4 separate regions of the Homo sapiens genome follow, and regions 1, 2 and 4 are each linked to region 3. The links are chromatin contacts, found by Hi-C or POLR2A ChIA-PET in ENCODE. All regions are on one chromosome and are shown on one strand. The core of a region is the stretch at or near the end of the contact, and the rest is flanking DNA. Distances in the headings are between cores, read along the strand shown.

Region 1 (3,139 bases), core at 47-2,546, 210 kb after region 3:
AGGCATAGTCTCTGCCCTCCAGGAGCTCCCCATCTATGGGGGAGAGAAACATGTCAACAAATAATTACAATACAATGTGATAATAGAGGTATAAATCCTAATCTATGGGAGCGCAGGGGAAAGCCCAATTAATTCTGCCTGGGAATGTCTGTGATGGCCATGACAGTCTCACTTTACAATCATTACATTCATTCTACAGCCAATGAGTTTTCATCTACAGTTTTCCACCTCCAAAATATTCTTCCTAGTTCTTCACTCCCCACCACCTCCTCTCAGCAAATCTAGGAAGATGCAATGAGTCGACTACATCAAGGAGAACTTGGAAACCTCTAGTGAGCGGGAAGGGAAAAGTCCCTGGCTGGGAGTGTGAAGCTATAGAATGAGTATGTCCACCCAAACGGCTAGTCTGCACAAGCCGAAAAGGATTGGCCAGATGGCATACTGGGATCAAAATGGCCCACTGGGATCAACCATGACCCACACTCCTTTCAGCTACTGGCCAGCGAGAGGCTCGTGTGGGGACAGTTGAGGTTGCTTGGGTCAGTGGTTTAGCTAACGCTGAGGTAGGGTGGGGACTGAGAGGGAAGCCAAGGGAAGTGAGAGTCCACTCCTTCCTGCCTGGCCAAAGGGGTGTGCGAATGGAGATCACTTTCAACAGGGCATGCCCTTTGTGTTCTCTGCACTAGGAATGGGGCTCCCTTGCCCGGTGCCCCTGGTGAGCAGCAGCGCAGGTCTGTGAGATAGTGCTGAGGGTAATGGGGCAGCCTAAGTCAATGTGGAGGGCAGATTAGAGCAAAGCTAACTGGCAGTGGGAAGGAGAGCCAGTAAGTCCGGACTCCGCCATAGGTTCTAACCACTGCCCTATCCGCCCAGGAATTGGCCGTGGGAGACAAATCTCCAGCCCCCCAACCTCCACCCCAATCTAGCGTCCTTCCCCCTCTCGGCGGGCAGAAGACAACGCCCCCTCGGGGACTACCACCCCACCAGGGCGGGAGCACTCCCTCCTCCTCCCACCCCTCGATCCATAAAGCCAGGAGATGCTACCGCGAAGGGAACCCTGGGAGTGTGCCTTGAATGACCCCCAAACACATCTGGATTTTCGGAGTTCAGGCCAGCCCCCGAAACGGACCCCAGGGAAGTCCGCCAGAGGGAGGGAGCGGGGGAAGGGAGAGGCAGCACGGAGTTCAGGGCCTGTCTTTTAGGACTCCCGGCCCCACGACTAGGACCGTCCCAAACTTCCTGTTTCTTCCGGCCGCTCTGACCCCGGGGCTGCGGCTCCGAGATAGCTCAGGGCCTGGAAGTGCATGCTGGGTAAGCGCAGACGGACGGAGTAGGCGAGCTGCTCGCTGTCGCCGCGGCGCAGGGCCGGTGTGGGCGCGCGCGCTCGGCTTCCTTCCCCGGCGGTCACGCTTTGCATGTGGGATGGGCAGCGGGCAGGTGGCAAGGAGGCCCCCACGCCGAGGGCTCGGGGAGGAGCCGGGGCCTGGGCAGGGGCGGAGGGGGAGGGGGAGGAGGCGGCCCGAGGGGCGGGGGCGGGGGCCGGGAGTTGCTGCATTTTAAAGGGAAGCGGAGTTGCCTTCGTCGGAGGCCGAAGTTCGAGCCGGCCTCGCCGCGTCGAGTGCAGGAAATCCTGGAGGGGCAGCGCAGCCTGCTCGGCCCCCGGCCCAGACCCGAGCTCTCGCGCCCCGCTGAAGCCCCAGGGGATAGTTGAGGACGAGTAGAAGGAAGTCCTTCTTTACTCAGACTAGAGAAAACTTAAGGAAACTGTTAACCCCCTCCCCAAAGGGGGTCCAGGTTTGGGATTTTTTTTTTTAAGTGCAGGCAAATGCTCGACTCCAGGGAGAAACTAAAGCGATCCCAATCGTTGAGGGGTGCAGGTCGGAAAGGACAGCCCATTCCTCAGTACCTGGTCCTTAAGATCGGCTGCATAAGGTTGCGGGGGTGGGGGGGAGGTGGGGAGGGAACCCATTGCTGCTACTTAGCTCCCGCTTCAACGTTAGAGAGGAGAAGCTTTGGAAAGATGGTTAAATCCAGGAAGGTGGTTAAATCCGAATAGAGGTTTAACCCCTACCTTTTCCCGCACCTTCCTTTGGGGCCACACCCCTTGCGCGAAACCCCATCTCGCTTCCACTCCTTCCATCTCTCATTATTCCGTACTCTTCAGCTCTGCCACATGTTTGCGTTGTATCTTAAGGAAATTGGTCTTATGCCCTCGCATGGGGGTTGATGTTAGACATAGGACCAGGCGAGATGGGAGATAGAGCACACAGCACACTCGGGCCCACTTCAGAGATTACTGCCCCCATTCTGAAGATGAAAGAAACCGAGGCTGCCCAGAGAGCCCAATATTTTGCTGAGCTCACACAGGGAGTTAGGAATAGAGGTTTAAAACAGTTTGAGGCCAGGCGCGGTGGCTCACGCCTGTCATCACAACACTGGCAGGCGGAGGCGAGAGGATTGCTTGAGGCTAGGAGTTCGAGACTGCCCTGGCCAACATAGCAAGACCCTATCTAAAAAAAATGGTAACAAAACACAGCTTGGGAATGGGAGCAGGGTTGATGCTTAAGACTCAATTAAGCAACCGTGTCCCTCACCAAGTCTCTTCAGACCCCCACCCCACTAGCTGAGTGCTACTTTAGCAAGCCTCCATTATTCTCTCTGATGGCACACTGCCCTAGGGCTATTTGACTGTGTTTTCATCACCTGTGCTAGATTAGGAGTACCTCAATGATGGAGATAGGGTCTCAATATTTATCATCTCACCTCAGTGTCTACTAAAGTGCCCGGCACATAGAAGACAATAAATGTTTCTTTGTTGAATGATAGAAATTAGGAATCCAGACTTCCAGCCATTTTCTTTTCTCCTTCCTTCCTTCTTTCCTTCCTTCCTCCTCTCTTTCTTTCTTTCTTTTCCTTTTTTTCTTTCTTGTCTTTCCTTTCTTGTCTTTTTCTTTCTTTCTTTCCACAGGGTCTCTTGCTCTGTTGCTCAGGCTACAGTGCATTGGAGCGATCATGGCTTACTGCAGCCTTGACCTCCTGGGCTCAAGCGATCCCTCCACCTCAACCTCATAAGTAGCTGGGACCATAGGTGCGCGCCACCATGTCCAGCTAATTCTCAAAAACATGTTTTTTGTAGAGA
Region 2 (3,055 bases), core at 468-2,967, 240 kb before region 3:
ACAGGCCCTGCCCTTAAAGAAATCAAGTCTGGGCTGGGCACCGTGGCTCACGCCTGTAATCCCAACACTTTGGGAGGCTGAGGAGGGTGGATCACCTGAGGTCAGGTGTTCGAGACCAGCCTGTCCAACATGGCGAAACCCCGGCTCTACTAAAAATACAAAAAAAAATCAGCCAGGTGAGGTGGCGGGCACCTGTAATCCCAGCTACTCAGGAGGCTGAAGCAGGAGACTCGCTTGAACCCAGGAGGCAGAGGTTGTAGTGCGCCGAGATCGTGCCATTGCACTCCAGCCTGGGCGACAAGAGTGAAACTCCAGCTCAAAAAAAAGAAAGAAAGAAAGAAATTAAGTCTGACTCAATGACAGAAGTACATGTAAGGTGCCAGTAGTACAGAAAAAGGAGTAATTAATTTTGAGTGGAAGTCGGGGTCACCACTAACGAAACTAATCTGATCACTCAGTCCTCCTGCCACCCAAAATCCTATGGACAAAGCAGATAGTTTCCATCACAAACCTCTGCTTCCACAAACATGTTGAATTCATCTGCTCATTACCCACAAATTTACAGCTATGATACAAAATCAGTCTACATATGTCATGATTAACCCCACCTACACATAGACAAAGGTTATAAAGACACTGTTAAGCATTTCCTAGGGAATAATTTCCCCTCCAAATATTTATTTCCTCATTTGTAAGATGGGGATATTAGCACGTAACTCGCAAGATTATTATAAGAGTTAAATAAAACGATGTATATAAAGTGCTTAGCACAATGTTTGGTACAATAACCTCTTTGAAGCATCAAACTTGTACAATTACTGATTGTGATATAAAGTGAATACAGTAATGGTAACGTGGCCATGGACTAGAAAGCAGGAGCTAGAGGAGCAAAGTGAATTCTGGAAGGGAAGGGGAATGGGGGAGGGTGGTGGTAGCAATATGGAGCTGTGGCTAAGACCAAGAGTTCTAGAATGCTATAGTTCTGCCTGTTGCGCTTACTAGCTATGTGACCTTAAGGAAGTCCCTTAACTTCTCTGCACCCCAATTTCCTCAGCAGTATAATGGGTCAGAGGGTGAGAGAGAAATAACAACAGTCCCTGAACCTTAGCACAGCAAATGGCAAACAGTAACTCTCATGAGCACTGATTTGGCAGGGAAGGAAAACTAAAAATGGGGCAGAAAAGAGATGTAACACGGATTCCCGGGCAGACAGCAGATGGATATGAAGGTGGGCGATGAATGTAAGCAGGAGTGAAGGGTGAAAATGCCGAAATAGTCGGAAACCGAGCAGGAGAATCTGGAGAGCACTGAGGAAGAAAGATGTGGACCTCACCCAGGAAGATCCAGGCGCTGTCCTTGTACTCGGAGTGCCAGGACACCTTATCGGCCACCCCAAGCTGGACCTCTCGTTCATTCAGCTCGTTGATCAGCTTCACCTTAGTTAAAGGGCTTCACGGTGGCGGGGGGGGTGGGGAGGGTAGGCAGAAAAGCAGACAAGTAAGTGCGAACCGGCCGGAGCTGAGGAAGAGCAAAACTAGGGGACGAGCTGTTCCAGTCCCCGCGCCGCTCCCGCCCCTCGGCCCCGCAGACGCTCTACCACACCAGTCCCGGTGGACCACCCCCAGTGGCCCGCTGCTCCTTCCTCAAAAGGAAGCTGACGCCTTACTTCATCTCCTCGGGTTCGCGCTCAGCACTCAGGAATCAGCGCCCGGGAAAGGCAGCGCAGCGCATGCGCGGCCCCGGCGCCAGTGGCCAGTCGATTCGGTGACCTCGCGCCGGAAGAGCCGGGGCGTACCGGGGCGTGGCGCCTGCGCACTAGCAGCCTTCCGCGCTGCGTGCGGTTACCTCTTGGAGAGGTGGTTTTTCTCTAGTTTTTCGCTTTTTCTTCTCTGTGAAATGGGGTAAAGGCACAAGCCTGGGCTGTTGCAGGACCCCCACCTCTTGAACGATATCTGAAACTGGTTAGATTAGCTATAAATATTTGCTGAGTGAACGGAACAAGCAGCCTGATGTGGCGACTTTAGTCTCAGCCCTCGCTCCCAGTCCAGAGTCCCACTTGGACCTTCGCTCCTAGTCAGTTGCTAAAGCACAGACCCATCAAAGCATCCCTGTCATGGCAGAAAAGTGAAGAAGATAGGTGAAAAGGTAAATCTTCTGTTGTCCTTATCCCAATACATAGGCAACAGACCAGTGTGCTTCTATAGGCTGAATCGAATACCTACACATTTGCATGAGAACTGCTGCACTTACTCTTTTCCATAGGCTCTCTCCTAGTTGAGCAGGAGGCAGAAATTAATATTGTTAAATTAATAGCTAACAATTGAGCAGATGATGTACTATACGATGCTAGAGTATGTACTAAGCAATTTACATGTATTGTCTCTCCACCCTCACAACAACCCAATAAAGCAGAGAAAATTACAATCCCTAGCCGGGCACAGCAGCTCAGCCTGTAATCCCAGCACTTTGGGAAGCTGAGGTAGGAGGATTGCTTGAGCTCAGGAGTTCGAGACCATCCTGGGCAACATAGCAAGACCCTGTCTCTAAAATAAAGGGAAAAAAAGGGGGGCCAAGTGTGGTGGCTCATGCCTGTCATCCCAACACTTTGGGAGGCTAAGACGGGTGGATCACCTGAAGTCGGGAGTTCAAGACCAGCCTGGCCAAGATGGTGAAACTCTGTCTCTACTAAAAATACAAAAATTAGCCAGGCATGGTGTCACACGCCTGTAATCTCAGCTACTCAGGGGGCTGAGGCAGGAGAATCACTTGAACCTGGGAGGCAGAGATTGCAGTGAGCTGAGATCGCACCACTGCACTCTAGCCTGGGCAGCAGAGTGAGACTCCTTTTTATTTAAAAAAAAAAAGAAAGAAAAGAAAAAAAATTTCCACCCTCATTTTGTAGAGGAAGAAATGAGGCTCAAAGGAATAAATTAACTTGAAAGGTACTCTACCTGCACCCGTCAGGTCAGGTTGATTTAATCAGTCCTTACTGAACATCTAGATTTGTCCTGTACAGCTAAGGTCTGTAGACAGGAGTATCAGGGTGGGTCCTCTG
Region 3 (2,754 bases), core at 87-2,586:
TCTTTGGTCCGAAAGTATTCACCATCTGAAATATCAATCCTTTTCCTCTACTGTTTGAATTTTACTACTCATCCTTCAAGACACAACTCAAATAACTTCTTACACGAAGTTCTACCATAGTGATTCCATCCCATAGTCTTCTCTCTTGCTCTGTCCGGCACTACACCAGATATTATTTCAATGACCGGTATATGTCATCTCCCCAACTAGACAGTGGCCACTTCCTATATAGATGCTATGTCCAAATAAACCCATTGTAAACTGAAAATATCGTTAAGTCGAAACTGCATTTAATACCCTGATAAACCCATCATAAAGTCAAAAAACCGTAAGTTGAACCATGCTTAAGTCCAGATGCTCCTCGACTGACATGGGGTTAGGTCTCATTAAACCCATCATAAAGTCGAAAAATTGTAAGTCGAACCATTGTGAGGGGTAAGTCGGGGACCATCCGTACTTTTCATACCCAACAGAGCCCCTTTTATAGTACAATCCAAGAGGTAAGTGCTCAATAAATACTTGTTAAATGAATATGTAAGCTGAATCTTTGAAACAGGCACATTGTATGTTCTGCATGCAGCCAAAACATTATTTCCAATTTAGCTTATATCTGGCAGAGTCAAAACACTTATTTACACTCAGCCCCTCACCCTACTCCCATAACTGAAAGTTCTGCTTAGCAGACTTCTCTTCCCAGAAAGTCCGAGAAGCACGAACGCTTTTTGCTAACATCCTGCTCCCAAGCACAGAAACCACAGCAGGAGACTGTGTGTATCTGTAGCACCTGGTATACAGCATCTAGGACACACAACTGAACTAATAAATAAAGGTGACAGGCGGGAAGAAGAGCGCAGAATTACTTGTCCAGGAAACGGGTTGGGTGGGAAAGAGCCGGCAACTGGTAAAAGATGGAAGTACACGCCGGATCTGGGAAGCCAGGTTCCGCGCCTCGGACTCATGGAAAAACTGGATCTGGATCACTGCAAAAGAATCAGGAAGGCTTCGGTATCAAGTAACTGGTGTCCTAAAACCAAAAAACAAAGTGCGATGCCGGGGCTACGCTGTTGTGAGATGCTGTTATCAGTTCTCGTCACCAACACAGCGGCAGCACCAGGCACAACCGCCAATCAAAGCGGCCCCACGAGTCCCTCCTTGAACAGGTTCCTTAACTCGTTCAGTCCAACACTGTGCCACAAACTCGCGAAAACCGGCTACCTAGAGCCAGCGTCTTTGCGAGCTTGCGGCCAGCTAGTGCATGCGCAAATCCTCTCGCCGTGCGGACCAATCGCAATGCGGCAGCGAGTGCTACGCCTGCGCAGTAGGCCTCCGGTCGCCGTTCCCCTTCCCCGGCTCTAGCAGGCCGGCTTCTCTGTCCAATGCCCACCCGGAGCTGGGAGGAGGAGTCTGCGTAATGTGCGTGTGAAGAGACTGGGGGAGCTGGCCGGGGCTCACGGTGTTTGACCCGTCGGTCGTGCGTGAGAGGAAAGGGAAGGAGGAGGTCCCGAATAGCGGTCGCCGAAATGTTCCGGTGTGGAGGCCTGGCGGCGGGTGCTTTGAAGCAGAAGCTGGTGCCCTTGGTGCGGACCGTGTGCGTCCGAAGCCCGAGGCAGAGGAACCGGCTCCCAGGTGACTGACCCATTCCAGGCAACCTCCAAGTCCGAGGGCCTGGCGCCTTAGGCTCCCTGTGCCTTGCAGCCCTCTACCCCCGCGTCCCCGCGAGAAACTTAACACATAGTCACGTGAATTCCAAATTGGCAGACTCCGAACCCTGAGTCTTGCAAGCGGAGGAATTGGCTCAGCCATGCCGACCTGACCTTCAAGAGATTTGAACCCAGTAGTCGGCTTGAGGCCTTTTCCCGGGAGCGTTTGCTGTTCAGGGATCCCAGAACAACTGGCTGTCGGCGCCTCCCCGGCATCCCCACCCCCCACCCCCCTTTTTAGAGCAATGAGGTCAAGTAGACTTTGTCATTTACCGATTGAGACTTTAAACAGGACGTTTAAGCCCTACGCCTAAGTTTCTTGTGTAAATGAGGGTGTTATCTGCTCAGCCTTCCAAACCACAGATGAGATCCATGGATTTGAATGCCCAGTGAAACAGAAACGGTGCAGGGCAAGTAAGGAGTCGGTTGGTTGTGTACCAGACACCCAGAGAATTGGCCCAGACTTAATTGGAGATGCCTGAGCCGTGTACTTCTTGGTGGTCTTTAAGGCTTCAAAGAAACAGTTTGCAGAACGCATTGTATTTTGTTCTCCATTAAGTTGTTTCATCAAATTTTAGAGCTGGAAGGGATTTTGTGGTAAAGGTCAACCCACTCATTTTATAGATAATAAACTGAGGCACAGAGAGGTGAAATTACTTGCCAAAGGTCACATAGTTAATTAATAGGTAGAGCTAAGGATAGTTTGCTAGCCTCCAGGTCCTTAATCCCTTCGCTGCAACTCCATACTGCTTCCTAAAGTTGACCTCAAAAAGTTAAGAATGAATTCGGGTCTCTTCCCAGTAATTAGCCCATTGTACATCAGATATCCGTGAATTTATCTGAGCATGGCTTGAGCCTGCTTCTTTTCGTACTGCGTTACTTCATGGGGGCAATGAATGATCCACCTGTAGGAGTTGCTTTGAAAAAAAAATCAGTAATCCTTCAATGTCCACCCCTAGGGCATTTGCAATGTCAGAAGTTATCCTTGAGGCTTTTACAATACAGAAACACCTGGGTGCTTTAAAAATAAAAAGTGGAAAATATTTTCCTTGGG
Region 4 (3,015 bases), core at 204-2,703, 170 kb before region 3:
ACTCAACCTGTCTTTTCTGAATAACCAATGAGATGGGACAGAGAAAAAAGTACGAAATACAGTACTTGCCTTTCAAGAGCTTATAATCTGGTGGAAGAAATCAAAGTAGTGCGTTAGAGAAAAATTAAGTACTAAACTGTGTAGTACAAACTTTAAGAGCAAGAGGAGCATAGAAAAGACTACAACCAGCATGGGATTGACTAATTTGAAAATTGCCGAGGTGAGAGAACCTAAATTGAACCTTGAGAGACGGTAGGTACAACCTGGTTAGGTGCAGGTAAGGGAGAGGGGCAGGGAAGAGAGAATGAACAGAAACACAAATGTGGGAACAAGCACAGCATGTAGAAGCAGGCATCAGTATGGTTTGTGCCAAGAAGAAAGGAACCTAACTGGAACAGAGAATTCCCTTGTTGACTGAAACAGTATCAGACAAGAAGTGTGATAAGGAGCATGTTATGTTGAAAGGCTTGAAACCAAGGGGTGGGGGTAGGGGGTGTAGGAGGGGGCTGCATGTTTTGTGTGTGTGTGTTTAACAACGAAGTGACTTGAGGAAATCCACCACATTTTAGCCTATTAGGGCTGCAGCAAACACAGTGGATTACATTACAAACGGGAGAGGCAGGGAGACTAGCTTAGGATGGTGCAAAGTACAGCAGACAAAGATGCTTGTTGGCACTGAGGTTAGAGATAGACTTCCCCAATGAAGACACAAAGAACTCGATGATGTAGGGAATGAAGACGAGGGAAGAGTTCATGATAACGCTAGGCATCTCTAGGCTGGGGGGAAAAACAACAACAACAAGGAATCACTGACAGGAAACCATAAATGTCCCTGCTGTTATCCTGTCTGAGAAACTAATTCATGTTGATAACAGCTGTCATGCCAATCAAGTAACTGAACTGCATTTTAATAGATGCCTTCAATGCCTTGACCTCAGGAGTGACAGGGGGTAGAAACCGAAGGGGAGCATCTTTCAACAGTATCCCTTACACTAATACAATGGAGGTGTTTGCTTACTCCGCTTACAATCACGGCCGCCGTTGCAAACTTCACCCTTAGAAAAATTAGGATTATTCCGGGAAAGATACCCATTCACCCTCTGGGTAGCAGGATCTTGCCAGTTCCTCAGCTGTCAGAGCGAGCTCGTGGAGAGAAGGGAGGCGCCTGAAGAAGGCGGCCTCCCAGGGGGGTCGAGGAAGCAGGGTTCAATCGAAGAAGTAAAACCACCGATGCCAGAAGAGTGAAAGACAGGGAAGGGACTCAGCTGAGGGGAGAGAGAGACCAGAGGACCGTTAAGCCCCTCCCAGGCCGGGAACCAGGCCAGCCCGGCCCCGCGCGGCCTGGCGCGGCCCAGCCCCGCTCCCCAGCCTGGAAGTCCAGGAGCTCCCCCTCACCTGCTCGGGCTCATCGGACGACTGGGAAGCTGAGGCTCCCACAGTCGGAAACGCCACTGCAGCGCCAACCCGGAAGCATTGAAACCAACGGAAGTAACCAAAGCGTTGCTTCGGCAACCGCGGCGCAGCCATTTCAACTCCGCCCCTTCCAAAACTAAAAACAAAGGCGCGAAATAAGAGGCGGAAGCGGCAGAGTTCTAAAGGCGAGGGTCGGAACCACTGCAGGCGCAGAAGCCTAGAGGGGCAACCGGACTTGCGGGAGGTGGAGGCAGGGCAGCTAAGGCGTGAGAATTTGGTAGCTTCCCCAGTTAACGTGCTCGCCAGAGGGGAAAGAGGTGTCGCCTCGTCACCGCGAAACCCACCCACCTGGCGCGTAGAAGGACTAGAAAAGGAAGGGGCCTCGCCCCGGTATCAGGGCTTGAGGAGTGGGTCAAGGGGAGTGGTGGGCGTAGTGCCCTGCGCGCTCAGTACGAAAAAGGCGGCAACGTGGAGGGGGTGGGGCAAAGGCTTCAAAACAAAAGTAGGAAAGTGAGACATAGGGGTGAGCCGAATTTAGTGAGGTGCCTGGGCTCAATGAGAAAATAAAGTTCAAGGCCAGGCGCGGTGGCTCACGCCTGTAATCTCAACACTTTGAGGGTCCGGGCGCATCACTTGATGCCAGGAGTTTTGAGACCAGCCTGGCCAACATGGTGAAATCCCGTCTCTAGTAAAAATGCAAAAAAATTAGCTGGGTGTGGTGGCACGCACCTGTGGTCCCAGCTACTCGGGAGGCTGAGGCAGGAGAGTCACTTGAACCCCGGAGGTGGAGGTTGCAGTGAGCTGAGATCACGCCACTGCCCTCTAGCCTGGGTGACAAAGCAAGACTCCATCCAAGAAAGGAGAGAAAGAGAGAGAGAGAGAAAGAGAAAGGAAGGAGGGAGGGAGAGAGAGAAAGAAAAGAGAAAGGGAGAGAAAGGAAGGGGGGGAGGGAAAGAAGGGAGGGAGGGACGGAGAATGATCCAGACAGCACCTACTGGACGTCAGACATTAACCAGTGAAAAATTACGGTCAGACCCCTTACTCGAAGCTCTTGCTTTAATCAGAAACTTCACTTAAGAAAGAGCAAGTTGGATACCAAAAAGGGGACCACAAAAAGCTAAACAGATGAGGCAGAAAAACACCAACGGGAAATCCCAGTTAATCCAAACCTCATAATCCACCAGAAGATGCCAAGAGTCCGACCCCCAGCTTCCGACTCTGGCCCCTCTGGCTGCTGGAAGGGGAAACCGCAAAGCCCCTGGGTGATTCCATTAGCCAATGTGCTATGACGTCCGATTTTTGAGCTATGACGTCCGATTTTTGAGCCTCTTAACAACGTTCCCTAATCACGCGAGAGTACGCAATAATAGGGTTTATTGCTTATGTGTTATAAGGAAAAGTCAGTGCAAGTTGGCCCTAAATGGTTATTTGTTGAATGAATAAATATTTGGAACTATGTTCTTCCAAAAGGATATTTCTCATTTTAGTTCACCTTGTTTTATTTTGTTGGGTTTTGTTTGTTTTTTTTTGGACAGAGTCTCACTTTGTGGTCCAGGCTGGAGTGCAGTGGTGCGATCTCGGCTCACTGCAACCTCCACCTCC

Evidence for each region. Hi-C counts contacts between places; a loop is a spot of excess contacts on that map. ChIA-PET counts read pairs that join two places held with the same protein, here RNA polymerase II (POLR2A). Pooled maps may share reads with other maps.
Region 1: a pooled map shows a loop between it and region 3 (5-fold over the local background). The contact joins the enhancer-like site here to the promoter of AIFM1 in region 3. A Hi-C loop is called at or near these places in 1 of 37 single-sample maps with no recorded cell type and 5 of 50 pooled maps. POLR2A ChIA-PET finds 5 or more read pairs at or near these places in 1 of 52 experiments (naive thymus-derived CD8-positive, alpha-beta T cell).
Region 2: a loop to region 3 is called in a pooled map, with 6 times the contacts of the local background. The contact joins the promoter of RBMX2 here to the promoter of AIFM1 in region 3. A Hi-C loop is called at or near these places in 1 of 37 single-sample maps with no recorded cell type and 8 of 50 pooled maps. POLR2A ChIA-PET finds 5 or more read pairs at or near these places in 2 of 52 experiments (IMR-90 and activated CD8-positive, alpha-beta memory T cell).
Region 4: a loop to region 3 is called in a map of spleen, with 9 times the contacts of the local background. The contact joins the promoter of SLC25A14 here to the promoter of AIFM1 in region 3. A Hi-C loop is called at or near these places in 1 of 168 maps with a recorded cell type or tissue (spleen) and 9 of 50 pooled maps. POLR2A ChIA-PET finds 5 or more read pairs at or near these places in 4 of 52 experiments (PC-3, WTC11, activated T-cell and 1 more).

What each region holds. Positions count from the first base shown.
Region 1 is chrX:129,955,633-129,958,771 of GRCh38, reverse strand. No RefSeq gene overlaps it. Among named protein-coding and RNA genes, the nearest start is that of BCORL1, 25 kb to the left of the region's middle. Within about 2 kb of position 1,296, at least 24 of the 41 ENCODE cell types and tissues checked have a DNase peak (open chromatin) inside an H3K27ac peak, as active enhancers do.
Region 2 is chrX:130,400,649-130,403,703 of GRCh38, reverse strand. RBMX2 (RNA binding motif protein X-linked 2) reads right to left here and starts at 1,717. Exons shown (of 6, transcript NM_016024.4): 1 at 1,667-1,717; 2 at 1,334-1,449. The coding sequence starts at 1,671.
Region 3 is chrX:130,164,423-130,167,176 of GRCh38, reverse strand. It overlaps AIFM1 (apoptosis inducing factor mitochondria associated 1), which reads left to right and starts at 1,336. Exons shown (of 16, transcript NM_004208.4): 1 at 1,336-1,626. The coding sequence starts at 1,521. It also overlaps a transcript of RAB33A not described here. RefSeq lists an enhancer at 1,348-1,687.
Region 4 is chrX:130,338,357-130,341,371 of GRCh38, reverse strand. It overlaps SLC25A14 (solute carrier family 25 member 14), which reads right to left and starts at 1,453. Exons shown (of 11, transcript NM_001282195.2): 1 at 1,396-1,453; 2 at 1,019-1,265. The coding sequence starts at 1,093. RefSeq lists a silencer at 1,226-1,435 and an enhancer at 1,248-1,821.